Linked DNA regions of Homo sapiens: region 2 is linked to region 1. The links are chromatin loops, found by intact Hi-C in ENCODE. Cell type or tissue: adrenal gland. All regions are shown on one strand. Each heading gives the region's core, and the rest is flanking DNA. Links, peaks and the distances in the headings are about the cores only.

The links. Peaks named below come from ENCODE experiments on the same cell type or tissue, not always from the same donor. Only the 100,000 strongest peaks of a DNase experiment are listed, where the experiment ranks them.
Region 2: it touches region 1 in a loop (2.7-fold over the local background); 7 of 110 quality-filtered maps call a loop at or near these places.

The regions. Positions count from the first base shown.
Region 1 is chr2:150,469,368-150,478,142 of GRCh38, reverse strand. It overlaps RND3 (Rho family GTPase 3), which reads left to right. Exons shown (of 6, transcript NM_005168.5): 4 at 3,159-3,268; 5 at 6,382-6,516; 6 at 7,905-8,775. The coding sequence ends at 8,156. Among named protein-coding and RNA genes, the nearest start is that of RND3, 14 kb to the left of the region's middle. In adrenal gland, for the core only: no CTCF peak of the experiment used is centred there; no DNase peak of the experiment used is centred there; H3K4me3 peaks cover 735 bases; H3K27ac peaks cover 6,305 bases.
Region 2 is chr2:150,030,460-150,039,234 of GRCh38, reverse strand. No RefSeq gene overlaps it. Among named protein-coding and RNA genes, the nearest start is that of LINC01818, 130 kb to the left of the region's middle. RefSeq lists an enhancer at 3,272-3,772. In adrenal gland, for the core only: no CTCF peak of the experiment used is centred there; no DNase peak of the experiment used is centred there.

The DNA of each region.
Region 1 (8,775 bases), core at 55-8,054:
AGTTCTTGATAATTCTATATCAATATTTTTCACTGTGAATAAATAGAGACAATAGATATTTCTATCTAAGACAAGATAAACTTAACCTATCAAAAATATAGTGAATAAATGGTCTTGTTATTTTAAATAAATTACTCTTGTCATTGGCAGTCAAATTATGCTTATAACTAAGAAATATGGGAATCAGTTTTACTATTACCTTTGGACACTCGTGTTGATCTAAAAGCAGCACTGTTCATTAGCAAAAGTAATAGAATGGGATCAAAGTGTCATCCCTAATTAGATCATGTTAAACCTCTTAAAAATTACCTGTCTACCTCCACAAGCACGGTGGTTTATTTCTCATAAACCTTTGCACTACATATGTATTTTCACTTATACTGTTAACCGGATAAAAACAAAAGCAGATACAAACTTCCCTGAAAATCTGGTTTAACTGGAGAACTCCGTTTCATTTTAAAATCAGGCCAGAGTCTAAATTTTGCAGATATTTAGATATATGCACTAAGCACAGAAGCCAGCCCACTTGATTTTAGTAGGTAGCAGTCTCCAGCAGGTGACTCAGGGCTGAGCACAAAGCCAGATCTCCTTTGTGGCCATAAAATGGGTGGGGGACGGGAAACATAGTCCACAAAGGGGGGAGGGGTATTCCCAGCAGTCATGTGGTGGCCTGAATGTTGAAACCATTCCTCAGGATTTTCCTGGCAGTCTCAATTTTAATTAAACTCTTTTATCCTCTTTGTATTTCTTCAATCGCTTTTCCTAATTTTTTTATTTGGAAAAGATGGTCTCCATTGTCATAGAGCAGTATTACATCTGGAATTAGCAGTGAGTACTCTAACATCATACAAATCGTATCCTGAAAGGAGCTGGTAGGCACCTGGAACAGTTCTCTAAAGATACCAGGTCTGCTTGTACTGGAAGCTCTCCACAGGGAGAGAGTGGTTTTTCCTAATGTGAGTGATTTCTGGGAAAGGAGATCTCTGAAGCCTCGTTAGGTTTCTGACAATCCTAACTGTTGGCAGCTTTGCCTTCCTGGGTCTGGGATCAGGTTGTCTCTCGCGGACTTTGAGGAGTAGAGGAAACTCTCATTTATATGTCCAGTATTTGGAGCTCCACTCTATGATCTAGAATTTTCTGACTGCCTGTTTGGAAAGAGTCATTCAAATGTTTACAGCAGGTGCCGTGCTAGAGTTAGACTTTGGACACAGAAACAGGAAAGGTTCTAGTTGAGAAAGTGTGAACTTCTTAGAACTAATATGGAAATACTAATGTAGCCATAAATAGTGTTCAACCATCTCGTTTCTGATGCCTTTCGAATGTTCAAATGGGTGAACTATTTGTGAATTATTCTCTTCACCTCAGAGTACTTTCAGCGACTGAAAAGGCAGCCACAGCTTGTCATTTTCAGAGACGGCCTCATTCTAATATACCTTCATACTTAAAATGACTTGACTTTTTAAACTCTAAACGCTTTAAGCTTCTGGGAAATATCTTTCAGCTGTCAGCCTCTGCTCTACCAGGGTCCTGGTTCCAGATGTGGGTAGGCAGCTGCTGCAGCTCATGAACAGCTCTGACTTAATTCTCTATTTATTCACACTTTTCTTCCTGATTCTTGTAACATTCTTTTCTTCCTTGCTTAGCAGACACACGTGGCTTGAAGTTGTCACTCTCCATCGTAAAGGAGCTAGAGAAAAAGCTGCACTGTTGCCTGGGGTTCCATAGCAGATGCCAGGGACCCAGAGTGTACTGTGTGAATAGAGGGCGATGCCCCCTGACTATAGTGCCTTTTAGATCACAAGAACAGCCTCCAAGCAAATGTTGTTTTGATAGAAATATAAACAGTGACATTTTTTCTAAAGCTGCTTTTTAAGTCTCTCTTCCTGACTTTGCCTATTGAGGTTTTGATTTATCAAGGGACAACATGTCCTGTTTTTCTGCTCAAAATGGAAAGTGATGTCAAAATGAAATAGACTTTTAAAAAGAGTTTGGTGGTTTAGATTTTCTTTTTCTACTCTGGAGTCAGATACATACGTGTGTATATATTTGCCTAGTAAAATCATTTTCATGTGATGCTTGTGAAATGTCAGCATACGGAAAATGATTTCTTAAACAAGCGGCATTTGGCAGGCTGTATTTAGTTTTCTAGTCAATCATTTCATAACTATAGGCCTCATGTAATTGCCCATCCTTTGGAATTCTTAAAGAAATAGAAGAAACTTCCTTGATTGACTAGAGAGTTCTGTGGTTAAATTAATTGGCTGGTGCCTTGAACCTTTAGGGTACCCTGGACTTAATTCAGGTTAAGATCCTTAGATCATGCCTCAGTGTCACTCTCAGAGATGGGACTCTGTAAAAAAGCGACATGATCCTATACGACATTTATTACATTCTTGATTGTAACAGGAAGAAAATCTATATAGGGTTTGGCGATAAGTTAAAATAAGCAAGCTCAAAGGTCAATGGCCTATGTAAACTTACATCTTGGAGATGGGTAACACTGATGTGGTTTCTCTTTGCATAGTTGAACCCTTCCTCTTCCTCTCTCCCTCATTCACCCCTATCCTGCTGTCAGAATTGATCTTGAGTTTTGGTCTCTTTCCCAAGAAGTAGTTCAGTTTATGGTTCTTGCTACCACTCAGCTTTTAACAGCAGTAATACAACCATAATGCCCATAGTTAATACGTATTGATCCCTTACTAAAAGCCAGGCCCTGCCTGGGTTTACTTAATCTCAGGTATGTATGTTGTCAGCATCTTCATTTTATGAGTGAAGAATCAGAGGCACAGGGTCCTAAAGCTACCTTGCCCCCTCCCTTTTTAGTGGTGGAGGCAGGTTTACACACAAGACCACCTGGCCCCAGGTGCTTCCCTACTTCACCCAGGTAACTTCAGGCCCTAGTCTTTGAACCATACAGATTTCACTTAAGATCCTGGCCCTCTTCTTGAATTTATGTCAGACACATGTGAGGCTTCATTCATCATATATTTCTAAGCAGGCTTTTGTGTGTCTGTTTGAATTCTTTTCCAAGAATTAGGGGAAGTGGGAGTTGGGTCGTGATGTGACAGTCAAAGGACTTAGCCGGAAAGGGTAGAGTTAATGCATGACAGACAAGGGGACTCTCATCTGAAAATTTGTGTGTCTTTGTTTCTTCTCAGGTTCTCCTTACTATGACAATGTCCGCCCCCTCTCTTACCCTGATTCGGATGCTGTGCTGATTTGCTTTGACATCAGTAGACCAGAGACCCTGGACAGTGTCCTCAAAAAGGCAAGTGCTGGGAAATGATGACACACTTCAGTACTGGGTGATGTATAAATAGAAACGTGGGGTTTGTTGGGAAGCTCAAAGACTCTAATCAATTCCCTGCCTTACAATTTGTAATTAAACACTAGAAAGAACCCTTTCACACCAAAATGGGGTTTCCACTTTTTGATGATGAACTTGCTTGAAATTTTATTTCATGAAGCTCTGAAACAAAATACCTTTTAAGGGCCTTCATGTTTGTCCTTTGGGAGAAAAATGGTACAGCTAACAACAGTTATATTTGATTACTATCATATTCATGTGTTCCTTCCTTCTTTCAGTGACTCAACAGATTGCATCTTAGTTTACAGATTTACATTTGACCTCAAGTCAGATAGTGAAAGGAATGCAATAATGGCTATTTTAACAAAGAAGCTGTGTTTTAGTTATGGTGTTATTAGAAACAGAAATGGAACTAGTGTAGGAGGAATAGGGATGTGTCCAATGTGAATTGTCTGATGATCAGGTATCTGTCTAGTAATTATGACCAGGTATCTTTCTAGTAATATGGAAGCAGTGCTTGTAAACATGTTATATATTATAATGTACACATAGTTTATGGAGGCAAAGGTAAGTCAGGTTCCGTAGGAACCTAACTAAGGAAGCTATGGTTGGAAGGAACCAGGGGGAGATCAAGAGGAAGAGGACCTATTACAGGATGGGTCACAGGAACTAGGGAGGCCAGTGGGAGGAAGGGGCGTTTCTTGACCTTCAGCAGTTGAGACTCAGCCTCCAGGTAGTTGTAGAAGGCACATGCCGTGTTAGTCCATGGATCAGCATTTATTAGCCACTAGCTATTTTCTCAGCCCTGGCCTGTGTGCTGTGGGGTTTCAGAATCAGATCCTTGTTGGAGCACTCCCTCTCCTCCACACACTGGCTTCAACACCGGATGTGGCTGAGAGCAAGGCAGTGTCAACTGAGGGGTGACCCATGCAGCCCAGTCTGAGTATGGTATGGATTGAGAAAGACAAACATGCAGGTGTGGCTAGGTTGGTTTTGTTTTTTTCATTTTAATTTTTAGTGGAATTTATTTGTATTTTGTGTGTTTTTATTAGTTTACATTCCCCTATTATATTTGATTGCTTGGCTTGTGTGTCATTGTGAAATCAGGATTTGAAGTATAATAATCCTTCTGTCTCTACTAAATATTACAAACAGAGTTCAATAAAACTCTTAGTAGATCTCTTTCTTAATAGATCAAAGACTCTTTTTTCCTTTTTAGCTCCTTTCAATTTTGAGTAATACATATCTAACACAAATAATGCTAATGCTTGTCAAATCCAGGCAGGAATACACCTTTCCTGTCTTTAATGCTTGTAAACAATTGCTAGACATGCAGAGGGAGGCCAAAGTCATTACACAGCTGAAGAGCAACATAACAACATGTCTAGTTCTGTCTGGAGATAAAAGGGGTTGCTTATTTACTAGAGATTTTACTTGATGTAGTATCAGGCTATGCATAATTTATGATGAAAAGCCTTTCTCCTGTTTTATTTTGCTTTTGTCTTCTAAGACCAAATGAATAGTGACTTTGGGCTTATAGATATTAATGAGTATGTTTTACATTCCTGTGAGGTTTAAGGCTCATGATAACCCCTGCGGTTTGTCTTGATTAATGGAACCCTTTAAGTCCTTCACTATCAAAGAGGAGGTTAGAATGACTTGAAGTAGGGAGGATTTCTTTTTTTTTTTTTTCCAGTTCACCTTCCACTTCTAATGCCAGTGCCACCTAGCATGTGGTAGGTGTTCCTACATAATTCTGAAAGGAGTGAGGGAGAGAGGGAGAGAGGAAGGGAGGGAGGAAAGAAGGAAAGAAGGAAGGAAGGAAGGGAGGGAGGGAGGGAGGAAGGGAGGAATAAGTGGACAAAATGGGCTCTTATGGAAAGTATATTACTCCTTTGAATCCTCTGGTGTAGTTTGCACTAGAGTTCGTTACCCAAAGTACACCCCTAGATTTGGAGATGTCTCCTCTAGTGATCTTTTAAGTTATTCTTGCAGGATGTCCCTCTTATCTAGTGTTATACTTAATACATGACTTCATCACCCCCAGTATTCTGTGAATTTCCTTCCAGAAGACACAGCTATGTCTTAGTCATCATTGTCACTGCCACAGTACTTAGTAGAACACTTACATATTTGTGAATGTGGGTGGGAAGAGTCAGGCGCCACTTCCCCATCTCAGCCTCTCTAGGCCCTGCCCTCAAAGGCCAAAGATCTCCTGTGACCGCCCTGAACTCTTGACTCCCATGCTGTTGCAGAGCTCAAGCTTGAGGAAATGAAGCCACAAAAAGCTGCTTGCTTGTTCTTAAAGAGGACAGTTGGAATTCCAAGCCAGGCATTGCTGAAGGTTCTAATAATTCTTGTTAGATCATGAAACAACTAGACAAATTGGAATAGATTGAAATAGTTTTAAACTAACTTGAAGGCATATGAGCTACAGGACCAGCTGCCTTCCCGATGACCCAAGAGATGTTCCTTTGCAAATGTCATGGTCTGTGTTGATGCAACCATGTGAACAGAAACTCCTTCAAGGCAGGATGTTCTGTTTTATTAACTATCTCAGGTACTTAAAATAGAGCCTCAGCTCGTGGTGGCATGCTTCAGTGTTTCATGATGGGATCAGGGAATGCATACTTGTGCTAGTGTTGCCTCTGCCTTATCCCCAGCCTTCTAGTGAAGGAGGATCAGATCCACACATCGAAGGATGTGGTCACTTGTTAGGATATATAATTATTCTTAAGACACATTTATCTTTAAGAGACACACCAATAATTAAGACATTATTGAAGCTACCTTTGGACAACATCTACCAAGTCTCTTTCAGTAGCAACAGATGAGTCACAGAGAGGGAGAATCAATCATAATATACATAATTATTCTCTAATGCTTAAAAAGTAGTAAAACTTCACATCTGTTCAGGAGATAAATGCAAAGTTTGCTTCTTCATCTCAAGGGACACTCCATTTTTAACATCTTTTCTGAGTTTCATTCTAATGTCAGCCAGTGGAGAAATGGTTTTCATGATATGGATACCGTTACTTTGTTCATTTTTAATCTTTTTTTTTTTTCTTTCATAGTGGAAAGGTGAAATCCAGGAATTTTGTCCAAATACCAAAATGCTCTTGGTCGGCTGCAAGTCTGATCTGCGGACAGATGTTAGTACATTAGTAGAGCTCTCCAATCACAGGCAGACGCCAGTGTCCTATGACCAGGTATGTATGTTGCCCATGTGCAAAACTGGATTTTAGAAAGAGTGAAAGAAATGGACTATCACTCATAATAAATAAAATAAAAAGTAGCTGCTTTTCTAAAGGCTCACCCAGTGGTCAGTTGTGAAATTTAAAATGCTGTCATTTATTAGTGTAATTACATGATATTCGGGTACATAAACAGTTGATATGCTAACCTTGTATATTTCTGCACCTCCCAGTAGGTTTAAAGTTAAATAGGTTTAAGAGAGAATGTGGTCAAAATCAGTAATACTCTTTAAGAGGGGTAATCTGATTTTACAGTCGGCAGTACAATAATAAGGCTGTTGCCAGTAAAGTGGAACACTCCATAACACCATCTTTCAGAGAGTCTTCATTTCTGTAAGCATTTCCCCCAAGTATTTAGAAATGAGAATCAGTTTCAAAAGCTCATTCTCATAAAACCTACAACCAGATTCTAAAGAGAGTTCATGTTGAAATACCAAAATTTTATTAAGAATCATCATTTTAAATACCGCAGTCTTCTTAGTCTTCCATTTCTCATTAGCAAAAAATTTGGTATTTTAAATAAGTAGTTTTGGTTAATGTGCACATGCTTATTGTTGTGTACGTTGGTGGTATGGTTCACACTTAGAAATTACATATGTTGTGTTTCATAAAGTAACAGATGTTACAATAGTATTATTCCTTTCCTCAACGCATTTCGGCCCTAAGTAAGACACAATCACATACATTTCAAAATCGATTTTAAATTTCATTCATTGCCCCTGTTTTTGGTACAACCTAGTCACTAGTCTTGAATGCCATTTACCCTCAAGAAAAGAGAAATGAAGTGCACCATGAGGCGCTGGAACAGGTTCTCAAGGCCACATCGCCACGGCCAGAGCTGTGTGGAAAATGCAGAGTTTATGTTCATGACCTTCAGCTAACTTACTTCACTAGTAAGCTTCTCTGCGCCATTCCATGCTTGCTGTGACCCTGGAAAACCTGAATAACCAGTTAACTCTTGCTTGCAGTTGATAGTGAAGATGAATCACTTCGTTAGCTCCACTCTACACTTCTTTGAATCACCTCATGTTAAGTGTTTGATAACCAGGGTCTTCCTTTGTTAAGATCAGCCTTTAGCATTTATTCAGAGCTCTAACACCTCTAATGAGCCATGAGAGTTGGGCATCTTAGGGATGGGCTCTGGACTGCAAATAGTTATGAAGTAATAAATAAGGCAGTTTACATTTTAACAACTTTTTTTTTTTGCAATGACACTTGGAAAATTCAGTTAACATATCAGCAAACGTTTTGCAATGTGTTATTATTTTGTGGTATTAGAAGATGCTAGCTAACTTTCCCCCAAAGTCTTATTGCTGGTTAAAATCCCTTCTTTTGCTTCTCAGGGGGCAAATATGGCCAAACAGATTGGAGCAGCTACTTATATCGAATGCTCAGCTTTACAGTCGGAAAATAGCGTCAGAGACATTTTTCACGTTGCCACCTTGGCATGTGTAAATAAGACAAATAAAAACGTTAAGCGGAACAAATCACAGAGAGCCACAAAGCGGATTTCACACATGCCTAGCAGACCAGAACTCTCGGCAGTTGCTACGGACTTACGAAAGGACAAAGCGAAGAGCTGCACTGTGATGTGAATCTTTCATTATCTTTAATGAAGACAAAGGAATCTAGTGTAAAAAACAACAGCAAACAAAAAGGTGAAGTCTAAATGAAGTGCACAGCCAAAGTCATGTATACCAGAGGCTTAGGAGGCGTTTGAGAGGATACTCATCTTTTTGGAATCCTGACCTTAGGTTCGGCATGTAGACCAAGTGATGAGAAGTGAATACATGGAAGAGTTTTTAAGTGTGACTTGAAAAATATGCCAAAAAATGAGAGATACAAATGAGCTAGAGGAAGATGAGGGGGGATGCGAGTACCTCCAAGAAGAAAAATCACACTCTGAATGGTGCTTGCATTTTTGGGTTTTTTTTTTTTGTTATAATCTATTCATGGATCTCCACTTTGATTTAATTTTTAAATGTTTTAATCTCCTTTACAAAAAGTATACGTTAATATACCGTCCTCAAGGGGGAACTGGCACTGTGACCTTAGCATTTAGTTTTCTAGAGGATGTGATCTAATTTCTTTCTAGCTCATCATTAAAAAGGAAATTGTATCAGGACCCATGGGATATATCCAGAGGCAAACTTTATGAGGCTTTGAAATCTTGCCTTCCTGAAGATAGCTGAGTAGGATGGTTCTAAGGAAAGC
Region 2 (8,775 bases), core at 431-8,430, 440 kb after region 1:
CATCCTAGTGTCCCAGGAATAAAGCCCACTTGATTGTGATGAATTATCTTTTTGATGTGCTGCTGGATTTGGTTAGTTAGTATTTTGTTGAGGATTTTTGGGTCTATGTTCATCAGACATGTTGGCCTGTTGTTTTGTTTTCTTGCCTCCTTGCCAGACTTTCATATCAGGATGATACTGATTTTGTAGACTGCCGTAGGGAGGAATCCTTCCTTGATTTTTTGGAATAGTTTCAGTAGGACTGATACCAACTCTTTTTTGTATGTATAGGAGAATTTGGCTGTTTATTCATCTGGTCCACTGATATTTTTGTTGGTAGATTTTTTATTCGTGATTTGGTTTTGTAACTCGTTATTGGTCAGTTTAGAGTTTCAGTTTCTTCCTGGTTTAATCTTGGAAGGTTGTATGTTTCCAGGAATTCATCCATTTACTCTAGACTTTCTAGTTTGGGCCCATAGAGATGTTTATAATAGTCTCTAGAGCCGGGCGCGGTGGCTCACGCCTGTAATCCCAGCACTTTGGGAGGCCGAGGCGGGCGGATCACGAGGTCAGGAGATCGAGACCATGGTGAAACCCCGTCTCTACTAAAAATACAAAAAATTAGCCGGGCGCAGTGGCGGGCGCCTGTAGTCCCAGCTACTCGGGAGGCTGAGGCAGGAGAATGGCGTGAACCCGGAAGGCGGAGCTTGCAGTGAGCGGAGATCGCGCCACAGCACTCCCGCCTGGGCGGCAGAACGAGACTCCGTCTCAAAAAAAAAAAAAAAAAAAAAAAATAGTCTCTAGAGATTCTTTTTTTTTTAAGTTTCTGTGGGATCAGTTGTAATGTCACCTGTCATTTCTGAGTATGCTTCTTTGGATATTTTTTTATTTGTTAATCTAGCTAGGAGCCTACCAAGCTTGTTTATTCTTTCAAATAAACAACCTTTTGTTTCCTTGATACTTTGTATGTTTTTTTGGTGTCAATTTCATTTAGTTTTGCCCTGATTTTAGTTATTTCTTTTCTTATTTTAGCTTTCGGTTTAGTTTGTTCTTGTTTTTCTAGTTTCTTTAGGTGCAATGTTAGGTTGTTAATTTGAGATCTTTCTGTCTTCTTGATATAGATTTTTGGGGCTCTAAACTTTCCTCTTAACATTGTTTTTGCTGCTTTCAGGGGTTTGATATGTTGTGTTTCTAATTTCATTTGTTTCCAAGAATTTTTTTAAATTTTTCCCTTGATTTTATTATTTTCCCAGTTATTAAGGAGGAATTTGTTTAGTTTCCATGATTTGCGTGGTTTTGACAGTATACACTTAGTTTCTATTTTTATTCCACTATGGTTTGAAAAGATGCTTAGGATGATTTTGATTTCTTTGAATTTATTGAGACTTGCTTTATTACCAAGCATGCAGTCAATCTTAGAGTATGTTCCATGCACAGGGGAGAAGAATGCATATTCTGTGGTTGATGGGTGGAGTATTCTGTAGATTTCTATTAGGTCCAATTAGTCAAGCGTCCAATTTAATTCTAGAATTTCTTTGTTAGTTTTCTCTTTCGATGATCTGTCTAATGCTGTCAGTGGGGTGTTGAAGTCCCCCACTATTATTGTGTGGCTGTCTAAGTTTTCTCCTAGTTCTGTAACTAATTGTTTTATGAATCTGGGTATTCCAAAGTTGGGTGTGCATATATTTAGGATAGTTATTTTTGTTGAATTGAACCCTTTTTCATCATGTCATGCCCTTTTTGGTCCTTTTTTGTTGTTGTTAAAGTATATGTTATCTGATATAAGAATAGTGGCCTCTGCTGTTTGTTGTTTTTTATTTGCATGACAGATTGTTCTCCAACCCTAGGCTCACTATAGGTTTTATTACATGTGAGATAGGTCTATTGAAGTCAGCATGAGGTTGGGTCTTTTTTGTTTTAAAATCCAGTTTGCTACTCTATCTTTTAAATGAAGCATTTAGGCTGTTTACTTTCAAGGTTAATATTGATATGTGAGGTTTTGTTCCTGCCATAATGTGGTTAGCTAGTTGCTTTGTAGTCTTGATTGGGTAGTTGCTTTATAGGGTCTATGGGCTTTGTATATAGGTGTGCTTTGTGGTAGCAAGTATCATCCTTTCCTTTCCATGTTTAGAGCTCCTTTGACTATTTCTTGTGGGTCCGGTCTGGTGGTGATGAATTCTCTTAGTGTTTTGTTTGTTTGTTTTGTGATTTTGCCTGGGAAAGATTTTATTTCTCCTTCATTTATGAAGCTCAGTTTGATGGGATATGAAATTCTTGCTTGGCATTTCTTTCAGGAGGCTCAAAATAGGCTCCCAGTCTCTTCTGACTTGTAAGGTTTCTGCTGAGAAGTCCACTGTTAATCTGATAGGATTTCCTTTATAGTTAATTTGGCCCTTTTCTCTAGCTGCTTTTAAGATTTTTCCTTTCACTTTCACCTTGGATAGTCTGATGACTATGTGCCTTTGGGATAATTGTCTTATGTAGTATCTTGCAGGTGTACTCTGAATTTCTTGTATCTGCATGTCAACCTTTCTTTCAAGATTGGAGAAATTTTCCTGAATTATGACCTGAAATATGTTTTCCAATTTACTTAGTTTTTGTTGTTCTCTCTCAGAAATGCCAATACACTGTAGGTTTGGCTGCTTTACATAATCCCACAGTTTCTGAAGCTTTGCTTTTGTCTGACTGGGTTAATTCAAAAAACTGGTCTTCAAGTTCTACAATTCTTTCTTCTGCTTGGTCTTGTCTGTTGTTAAGGCTTCCAACTGTGTTTGAAATCCCTGTCATGAATTTTTCAATTCCAGAATTTCTGTTTGGTTCTTTCTTAATATAGCTATGTTGTCTTTCATATCTTGGATCTTTCCTCTGGATTTTTTGTATTGGATTTCAACTTTCTCTTGGATCTCATTGAGTGTCTTTGCCAACTATATTTTGAATTCTATATCTGTTCATTTCAGACATTTCAATCTGGTTAAGGTCCATTGCTAGGGAGCTAGTGTGATCCTTGTGAAGTGACGAAACACTCAGGCTTTTTGTATTGCTGGTGTTCTTGCACTGATTCTTCCTCATCTGAGGAAGCTGATGCTTCTTTTTGTGAATATGCTATCAGTTGGATAGGACTTTTTGAGTTTTAAATTCTTTTTTTTCCCTTGAGTTTATGACTGTGGTGTATGTTGTGTATGATTGATTGGCTTTGTTTCTGGGTGCTTTCAGAGTGTCAAGGCTCTGTACAGGTTCCTTGGTTGCAGATAAGTTTGTGCAGTGGCTTTTTCAGGTACTGCTTGTTGAAGCAATGCATTTTTTTTTTTTTTTGGTTGTGTAATTCAGGATGCAGTGCAATAGATGGCCCTTAATGTAACCACCATCAGGTAGACTCTCAGCATATGCTTGCCCTCAGTGGGGGCAGAGCTGCTAAAAACCACAGAAAATACCCTCCTCCAGTGTGCCCTTGCTTGCAGTGGGTGTAGAGCCACTGGATAAGTACAAAAAGTCCCTCCTTCCAGCGCATGCTCAACAGTCCCCAGTGGGAATAAACACTGCCATGTCTGCAACAGTGCACTGGGGAGGGGCACAGGAAATAAGAGATGACCCCCTCTTCGTGTCTGTTCCTGGGCTTTGGTGCCAGCAGTTGGCACCGCATCCATGTTTCCTGTGGCCCAGGGGGGCTTTGGTGGGCTGCAGTCCCCCTCCCTTAGGGGAAGTTCACACTAAGGGTTAGATCTCCAAGGGACCCACAACTCCCAGAGGATCCGCTGGTTCCCTGGCCTTGCCAAAGTCAGAGCGGGTTGTGGCACACATCTATGGGCAGCCTGCTGGTGCTATGGCTCAAGAGTAGAAGATACGCAGGGAGGAGAGTGGCACCATGGGTACACAGCCAGTATGCTGCCCATTGTTTCAGTCTGTGTGTGACAGGAGTGTGGCATGGCTATACGAGCTGGTCACCCAGTTCTCTATTCCCGGGAAGATCTCTAATTGCCACCGATAGTGTTGCCCTTGGTTGTGGGGGCACAGGCACTCCTCAAGTAGGCTCTGCACTTAGCAGAGTGTCAGAAGGGTGAGAGAAGCAGAGAAGTGTTTCCACATACATTTTCCACTGGGCTCTGAGCTCCTCAGGGTTCTATCTCAGCAGACTTTTACTGCTTTTTTTCACTGTTTATCCCAGCATCTTTGCATGTGCTCTCTGGTGGGTCCTAGCTCTCCTCCCTCCGTTTTCCACTCAAAACTTAGCAATTCACTAATAACTTTAATCTTCCTTCTGAGGAACTAGTATACAATGTCCCTAGTCAGTCATCTTGAAGAGAAAAAAAAAAAAAGCATAATTGTTTTAAAGCCTGTTTTTGATGACTCTAATATCTGGAGCCCCTGTGGTTGCTCAGTTCCGTTTCTATTTGTCGTTTACTCATCTTGGCTTGTTTTTTTAAAAGTGTGTTGTTACTTTGGTTTGTTGCTAGTCATTGTATTAGCAAAATATTTTGCAGAAATAATTTGAGGCCTAAATGACATTATATTCTACCCTGCTAGGTCCCTCTGATCCCATCAATCCAATTTCAGGAATCAAGATCATTAAATACTATGCTGTGGTCTTCAGTACAACCGTCTACTTGCAATTTACTATAATTCCGAGGATTCTGATGTTTCTGATTCCAATGGCCTGCAAAGGACTTTCATCAGGGCTCCCAGTGTAGCCTTGAAATCCAATCCCTTTCTCACTAGTGAAATGGCCCTTTTAGTGAGGCATTAAAAGCACCATGAAGTCTTTTACGCTCTCAGCTACTACCATTGAAATGAGAAAGTGTACTAAGAGAAAAACAGCTCCAAAATACTCAGTAGTTCTTTATCCTTTTGTTAACTTCCCAGTGCCATCAAAGATATTTAAAAACATATTTTGTCCAGCTTTGATAGCAGTCTTTGGCAGGAGTGTTGGTTGAATTACGTACCCTGCTATTACCAGATATAGAAATCTCCCAATTTATATATTTTTCCTCTATCCACGGGTACAGCTAGAGACATTGTCAACTACTTCCTGAAATCAAGAGATTTATTAATGATTTTCACAAAGACAAGTAAATAATTAGCTTTCACAAAAAAGGGAAAATGATTAAATTCACTAGGCTTTATTTTAGTGATTTTATTCGTTCCATTGATCACAATGTTATAGAGTGTGTGTGTGTGCAGATATATAGTGAAATGGTGCTCTTTCACAGGTTTTTAAGTCGTTATTCATCATGCTATTCACACTTAACCAATTGAAGCTCATTTCCCCTTCAAGTAGTCGTTTTGATAACAAAAATATGCTATGTACCAAATGGCCATCAACAAGGATTCTGCATAATTCATAGGATTCCCTTTTTATGTCACCTTTGTAAACCTTAGTGTTCATATAAGCAGTATTATTAGCTTCTCCTATGAAATTAAACTATAGGAATGTTTTTTAAATGTGTATCTTGGGGAAGCATTATTGAGGAGACAGTATGTGGACACATGTGCTTCCATGAGTTCTGGCTTTTCACTGTCATGGCAAATTAATGGAGAATAGTACTTGTCAATTTACACACCACAGATTATTTTGGGGTGGCTCTGATAAAGAAGTTTAAGTGTCACATGTGATTCATGGGCTATAACAGAGGAATTCTCCACTGTGGTAGGGTCAGTTCAGACAGTGGGATAGTACACCTTGGCAATGGGTATTACGTTAAAACTGACATTGTTTAGAATTGCTGTAGTATATGACTTATAAAAGAAAGACTAACTTGTAGTTCGATTGCTTATTGTAATCTTATTTTAAGCCTTACACAGATAACACACTCTCTTAGTGTCTATATTCAGAAATTTCTCCTGCCTTGAGATAAGGAGCTCAAATCTAAGCTAAAAGCTCATGAGAGGGCAAACTAAAAGTATCTGAAGACTATGGTTGCTATTTTATGATATAATTTTAGTGTTTTAAAAACAAAGAGTAGAATGCATTAAAGCATAATTAATAAGTATTTACATATTTTCCTTTATTACTTATGTGAATACATACTCTGATCTAATAAATCAGAATAAATGACTTGATAAGTCAACAGGAATATGAGTCTTTTCTGATTCATATCACAATGGTAAATGCAAAGAACTCTGTGTTAAGTTTCAAGTGACCATTTAAAAACCCTTAATCTTTGAGCCTCAGTTTCTTCATCTGAAAAAATAATACGTAAGACTTTTTAACTACTTGCCAAAATGGTTATGAGATTAAGAGATATAGCAAGCAAAAGCATTTTGAACCTTGTAAACCTGTGTACAACCTAAGCCCATATTTTGTAATAACAATGAGCAAAGATATAATAAAACACTTTTAATGGGACATTTTTACATGTAAAATGTTACTAGCAGTTTCTGTAAAAGGATTTAGTTTTACATTATTTCCTCAATCTCAGACTATATCTGTTTCTGAGACTATTTTATTTTTATTATTGAACTAAATTTATACAAACAAAAATCCTGCTGTCTACATTCAGCCCTTTAGAAAATAACCTATTGTCAGGCAGAGGCAGGAGAATCGCTTGAGCCCAGGAGGCAGAGGTTGCGGTGAGCCGAGATCGCGCCATTGCACTCCAGCCTGGGCAACAATAAGAGCGAAACTCTGTTTAAAAAAAAAAAAAAAAAAAAGGAAAGAAGAAAGAAAGAAAATAATCTATTGTCATATATTTGTTTAGTATCCTAGCATATACTGAACCAAAAAAAAAATCCCGGTATAGAAAAAACAAGAACACTATCAGTTCCCCCTTTTATTCCTAATTTTATCTAATATACTTTGAGTTAAGTGATACAGATGCAACCATGATTAAGCCTCCAAAATTAGTCCAATTTCATTGGCATCTTTATGTGATTGAACTTTAAATTTTTGACATCTTTTGTTTAATATTTTCATTTAGAAAATAGCTTCATTTTTCATACTGTATATAAAGGTTTTGTTTACATTTATCCATGTAAATTTATTTTTATTCACTTTTTCATGATAAAATAATATTTACTAGAAATATTTGATAAAGAGTATAATAAGTTTAAATTATATAATCAAAGTAAAATTGAAGGGAAGGTAGATAAAACGCATCAAAGTGTTGTCAATTTCTAAATTTTGAAGCACGTATGATGCTGCCACTATGATATAAAAAGGCATTGTTGATTTCTAATAATACACTAGTTCATGGGGTGAAAAAATGGTGTACGAAAAACTTGGAACCAGTCATTTTGAAGAAGACATACGGAAAACATTTTTTTGTACCCAAGACTAAAAAAAAAAAAATGATCCTCATAGTAGTTTTAGGTTATCGCTTTTTTGCAACTAAAGATGTGTGTGTGTGTGTGTGTGTGTGTGTGTGTGTGTGTGTGTGTGTGTGTTTCCCCCGAATACAGTCATTGCAATAGCCAAGGCTTTTATGCTTTTATTTAGGTTCGGTATTATTTTCTTCAATCACTTCTTCACTAGATTTCTTCCAACAATATTCCCCCCCCACCCCCCACCCCCATTGTTAAACCACAGCAACAGATGGATTTTGAGCAATCAAATTTTCTGCTTAAAGTCTAGAGTGGCTTCATATTATGGAACAGAATTTTTCCAATATCTACGGTGTTTGGCAAAGTTTTTGTCCGGCACATTTAGGAAAACTTGTTCAATACTTGGAATCACAGAATTCTTTTAGATCTCTACATTCTTGGTTAACTTGTCAAATAGAGTGTTAACATGTTTTAGTATAGTAGGGAACCAAACTCTTGTTGAAATTAACTCTAAGGGGCACTCTTGATGAAATTGTTTCTATCCGATCCCATATAGAGGTCCTTCATATGAGCAGATGACATAGAAGAGTCTGGCATTTCAAGTAACCACTAATAGTTATTAATATAAAGGAGAGAGAATTCACCTCATAGTTTTAAACTTTACACTTTGGATTCAATGGGAAAAGATGGAATATACAGCCAAATGATTAAGATCAGTGTCATGGATTTCATTTTGCCACTTATATATTCTATATTTTGAATATTCAATAATTTTATAAGCATCTATTTCCCCATCTCTAAACCAAGGTTAAATTAGTTGGACTTTCAAATCACTCAATTCTTTCTTTGAAAAAAAGAGACAAAATACTGGAGAAGGCATAAAGGCCTAGACTTTCCCCCTCATTTGTGTACAGTACTCTCTCTTAGTTGGCTGTGTAAGCCAGAAATCTAAAGGACTTTTGATGACAAAAATGGCTGAAAGCCACATGGTTGTGGAGCCAAATATGCCCTTAGGAGAGATATTTGACTTCTTTCATTTAAGAGAAATGGAGTACATTGAAAAGAAATATGCTAAACAAGAATTTTGAACATTAAGCACTGGCACAAATTCAAAATATTTAAGAATTGGAGACGAAGGCCTTTCCTTTGAAATGTTCTCTATAACTGTTTCTATTTTAACAACAATACTGTGCAATATTAAATGATGTTTAACTGCTATAAAGAATTTTATTTTTGTAAAGAAAGTTGTTTTATTTCTCTCTTCTATTTCAAAACCAAACATCTTGAAAGTGCTGCATATACTTAGTGTCACCACCCCTGCACCTCCCACAGCTCAACTTCCTGCCATGGGGATTTTGTTAATACCACTTCACTGAGACTGCTATTGCCAAGGTCACCAGTGACCTATTTGTTGCCAAATGCAATCGACATATCTCATTCACAGTTTTATTTGACTTCTCTGCAGCACTAATGCTCGCTCTTGAAATGCTCTAATCCCTTAGCTTTCTTGGTACCACCTTCTACACATTTGCAGATTTTTCT